Linked DNA regions of Homo sapiens: region 2 is linked to region 1. Evidence: read pairs that join two places in POLR2A ChIA-PET (ENCODE). Cell type or tissue: PC-3. All regions are shown on one strand.

Region 1 (2,500 bases):
AGTGGCAAGGACCCTGGAAGGGTCCCATACGCCCTGCATGGGGAGTTCTCCTGAAAGGGCACAAGGAACACAGCACGGGGCTCCCACTGATCCAAGGAGGACCTCAGGTGGGACTGCCAAGGAGCCTGCACCCCAATAAAGGCAGAATCAGAACAGAGCCTGATTAATAAACAGAACCTAGTCAGATATGACTTAAAAGCTATTAGGACTTGGATTGGGAAGAAAGAGGCATAATATGAATATCACTAAGAAAACTTCGCAGTCAGTATCCAGATTTTCTAAATCAACCACTTCAACAAATTCTCTGCCAGCTCATAAAATGTCTCCTGACGTGCCTTCCTTTCTCTAAACGATGCTATTTTATTAAATGGTGTAGGAGCTGGGAGAGAGGGGAGGAGTAGAGAGACAAGTCATGGGTGAATATTTCAATTTTATTTTCATTGTAGCTTTTCTCAGTCTTGCTTCCTTCAACACTGTCCTAAATTTGGCTAGGTCTGATAATTTCCAAGGTGGGATTTAGACATGCTATAATTGTGTGTGTGTGTGTGTGTGTGTGTGTGTGTGTGTGCACCTGTCTGATCAATATATATTTAACATGCACAAGTATTCTGTACACTGGAGCAGAAATGTGCACAACAGACTCAAAGGAGTATTTGTGTTTATCATGTTAGGCTCCCAGGTATTTTTAAGAAAATCATACTTGGCTTTATGCTTTAAGATTTCCTTTTCCTGGTAATTCTTCCTGAAGCCTGACCATTGTAACTTCTTCAGCACAGACTCACTGGGGATGGGGGAACAGGAGTATGCAAAGTTACAAACCACTTTTTATATTTTAAAAGGTGCTTCTCCCAGATTGTTGACCGGCTGGTTGATGGTCCTTATCCGGATCAATTTCCTGTTTTTCAGGCTGACCCAGACTCTCAGACCATGGCGGGGTGAGCAGCAGCTGGGCAGCTCAGGGAGCTCTGTCATGCTGGGGACGGGGGCTGAAGGGAAACCTTTTTTTTTTTTAGGCTGAGTCTTGCCCTATCGCCCAGGCTGGAGTGCAGTGGCACCATCTCCGCTCACTGCAACCTCCGCCTCCCTAGCTCAAACGATTCTTCTGCCTCAGCCTCCCAAGTAGCTGGAATGACAGGCGCACACCACCAGGCCCAGCTAATTTTTGTATAGTTTGTACAGATGGGGTTTCACCATGTTGCCCAAGCTGGTGCTGACCTCAAGCGATCCTCCCGCCTCAGCTTCCCAAAGGGCTGGGATTACAGGCGTGAGCCACCGCGCGAGGCCAAGAAAGCCTATTTTCAAACAGGATCCTAGCTGCTCCTGCCTCTCTCATCCTTGTGTCCTGCAAGCAAAGGATACCTAGGACCCTGGGGTAGAGGCCAAATGACCCGGGAGTCAACTTTGAGAAAAGGAGGCTAGGGAGAGGAACAGAATGGGTGTCTGATGGTGAGACCTGAGGAAAGGTGGAAGCAAGAAGACTGGGGGAGTGAGACAGCTGCAGGCTTAGGACACCCTCCTGAGAGCCCAGAGCACTGTGGCGGCGTTGGCTCCCCAGACTGGGGGCCTCAGGAGAGCTCGCGACAGGCTCCCCAGCAAGCTAAGCTCCCACTCCCGGGAGTACAACCGCCCTCGCGCAGGTGTACGCCCAGACACAGCCATAGCCAGCGGCCTCCAGGTCTGGGGCTGTCCAGAGAGGCCTGGGGGCCACACCCCAGCCCTCTGCCTCCCCACCCCCGCTCCAGGACGGACCCTGTCTCACCACAGGGCCACAGAACCCTCTTCAGTCCCACCAGAGAACAAACACTCCAGACACTGATTCGATCTGTACTGAAACCACTGGTTAGAAAATCCACAAGGCAACCACCGCCTTCGCACATTCCCTACCTGCAAGTATTGACCCCGATCAGCCAGGCCTGGCCGCCAGAACCAAGGTAGAAACTCAGGACCCGGTCCTCAGAAGCTCACAGCCCCAGGGAGTCTAAGAGACTGACCTCAAGGATCCCCAGGAGCCACTGTTTCTTCTGGAAGCCCTCTGGAGGAGCGTTTTTCCCCACGGCCTTTCCTCGCCTCACAGTTGTTCACACTCTCCTGCTCCTGGGGGAACCCAGGCCGGCTCATCAATGACCCCTCGCCTCCCCGCCCTCCTCCATTTCCTGAGCTGGGATAGCCCCAGAAGTTGAGCGTTTCCTATGCTGGAAGGACTTCCAGCTTGGAGCGGAAATCGGGGCCGGGGCAAGGACGCAGGGGCGTGTCGCCCACGTTTCTGGCCCGGCTAGCCGCAACTCCTTGGATGTAAACGAGATTTGGCCGGCGCTGCGGCGTGTGGGGAAAGATGATTACACTCGAAAGGAATCACGACTCCTTGCGGAGCCATTACTCGTGCCGCTCCGCACGCGCAGGTTCTGGCCCGGCTTTCAGCAACTCCCCGCTCCTCGCTAACCACTCGCTCGTAATTTGTGGGCCGCAGTGGAGCTGCGCCCGGGGCTGCAGCCCCCCAATT
Region 2 (2,500 bases), 140 kb before region 1:
CAGCCTGGGTGACGGGGAGTGAGAGCCTGTCTCAAAAATAATAATAATTAACTAAAATTTAATTAAAAATTTTAAAATTTTTTGTTAAAGATCTATCAGCAGAGCAGCCTGGCTGCATTTTGTATAGGTACAGTTATCCATACTTCAATTGTTTCTGAATTCCAGTCAAACAACTTAACATAGTAATTATATTCGCAATGACTAACTTAGTATTTACCAAGTGCCCAAATGTTCAAGGCATTGCACTGGTTAGATTTGGCAGAGGACAGAGAAATATGAAATAGCAATTTTCTTTTTCACATTGTCCAGTCTAAGCTCTGGCTATAACTTCTATATTTGGCATAAACAACAGTCACCAGAGACCAATAAGACTTGGTCATTTGTTCTGATTTGAACTCATTTGTTTAACAAATGAGAAGATTTAACATCAAAATGCCAACCTTGGGACAGATATCTGTTTTCCAAGATGCTGAAGCTTACCACCAAATGATATTTTGATGTGCTATTTAGGATGTTTTTGCTTGAAACTGGCTCTCAATGACTGTGCCCTTACTTTTGCTGGTCAGGAGCACAGTGAAATTGCTCTGAAAACAAGCAAGTGTCTTAGAACCCCAAGAATGAGGCAGTAGCCTCGTAAAATGGGCCCTGCTATGACCTGAATGTATGTGTCACCCTCAAATTCATGTGTTGAAACCTCAATGTGATGGTATTTGGAAGTGGGGCCTTTGAGGAGTGATTAGGTCATGAGATGGAGCCCACATGAACTGGACTAGCGCCCATATGAAAGAGGCTCCTCAGAGCTCCCTTGCCCCTTGGGCCCTGGGTGGACACAGTGAGAAAGTTCCATCTATGAACCAGGAAGCAAGTCCTCACCAAACACCGAATTTGCCAGTGCCTTGATCTTGGACTTCCCAGCCTCCAGAACTGTGAGAAAGAAATTTTTATTGTTTATAAGCCACCCAGTCTATGGTATTTTGTTATAGAAGCCCACATGGACTAAGGCTCCCAAGAAGATAAATATGCCAACTGTTTTCTAGTGCCTTCAGGCTGGGGCTTCATGGAAGTGGTGGGGAGCCTGAACGTGCGCTGCGGATAGGGTTTTACTTCCTGCTACCCATCAACCATGGGATAATGCCTGACAAAGATGCGAATGACCCCGGAAATGTGAGTGAAGGCCATGTAATTATGTAGGCTTTCACTCCTTCTTTCTCAGCCGATTCAGCTCTTAGCCAGATTCTCTTGTTCCATCACCAGGTTTTATCCCTGCTAACTTTCTTTCCCCAGGAATGATTTTCATTGAGATCGTAGTGTGTTTCCTCAAAAGAAGACTAGATTGTAATTGGGTGTCCTTAGATGTAGAACAACTCTCCTGTTTAGATTTCAACATATATATCTTTAGCTTTAATGTGTGTATGAGAGAGAGAGAAAGGAGAGGAAAGGAGACGAGAGGAGAGGAGACGAAAGGAGAGGGGAGGAGAGTGGAGGAGAGGGAAAGTGATTAAGAGAGAGAAGATGTGAAAACTTAAGCACTGGCCGGGTGCAGTGGCTCACGCCTGTAATCCCAGCACTTTGGGAGGCCGAGGCGGGCGGATCACGAGGTCAGGAGATTGAGACCATCCTGGCTAACACGAAACCCCGTCTCTACTAAAAATACAAAAACTTAGCCGGGCGTGGTGGCAGGTGCCTGTAGTCCCAGCTACTCAGGAGGCTGAGGCAGGAGAATGGCGTGAACCCGGGAGGCAGAGCTTGCAGTGAGCAGAGACGGCGCCACTGCACTCCAGCCTGGGCAACAGAGCGAGACTCTGTCTCAAAAAAAAAAAAAAAAAAAGAAAAGAAAAAAGAAAAGCACTGAGCTAAAGTAAAGAAAAACCACTGGGCAGGACATGGTGGCTCATGCCTATAATCCTAGCACTTCGGGAGGCCAAGGCAGGAGGATTGCTTGAACCCAGGAGTTTAAGACCAGTCTCAGCAACATGGTGAAACCCCATATCTACAAAAAAATTTTAAAATTAGTCGGGCGTGGTGGCACACACCTCTAGTCTTAGCTACATGGGAGTCTGAGGCAGGAGGATCGCTTGAGCCTGGGAGGTCAAGGCTGCAGTAAGCTGTGATCACACCACTGCACTCAGCCTGGGTGACAGAGTGAGAACTTGTCTCAAAAGGAAGGAAGGAAGAGAAGGAAGGAAGGAAGGGAGGGAGGGAAGAAGTGACGGAAGAAGTGAGGGAAGGAGGAAGGGAGAAAAAAAAAAGGAAAGACCTGGATTCCAATTCTTGCCCTATTTCTGATCAGATATGAGAACTTATGTGGCAGAGATCAGTCAGCTGGTTACCAGAACCCATTTCCTCTTCCTCCTGGCACACAGATCTACTTCCACCCCTCCTCTGCAGTTATCTGTCACCTTAGGATTACACTTTGGCTGATAGCATGTGAGTAGAAAGGATGTTTACTACTTCTAGCTCCTGCCCACAAAACTTTTCACTCTCTGTGTTCTTTCTCCGT

What was found. Peaks named below come from ENCODE experiments on the same cell type or tissue, not always from the same donor. Only the 100,000 strongest peaks of a DNase experiment are listed, where the experiment ranks them.
Region 2: POLR2A ChIA-PET joins it to region 1 with 17 read pairs; 2 of 35 experiments call an interaction of 5 or more read pairs at or near these places.

The regions. Positions count from the first base shown.
Region 1 is chr13:99,953,654-99,956,153 of GRCh38, forward strand. The region is part of intron 1 of CLYBL-AS3 (CLYBL antisense RNA 3); the gene reads right to left. Among named protein-coding and RNA genes, the nearest start is that of CLYBL-AS3, 2.3 kb to the right of the region's middle. In PC-3, no CTCF peak of the experiment used is centred here; no DNase peak of the experiment used is centred here; H3K27me3 peaks cover 1,391 bases.
Region 2 is chr13:99,815,846-99,818,345 of GRCh38, forward strand. The region is part of intron 2 of CLYBL (citramalyl-CoA lyase); the gene reads left to right. All of the region lies in intron 1 of CLYBL-AS3 (CLYBL antisense RNA 3), which reads right to left. Among named protein-coding and RNA genes, the nearest start is that of CLYBL-AS1, 88 kb to the left of the region's middle. RefSeq lists a silencer at 2,013-2,183. In PC-3, no CTCF peak of the experiment used is centred here; no DNase peak of the experiment used is centred here.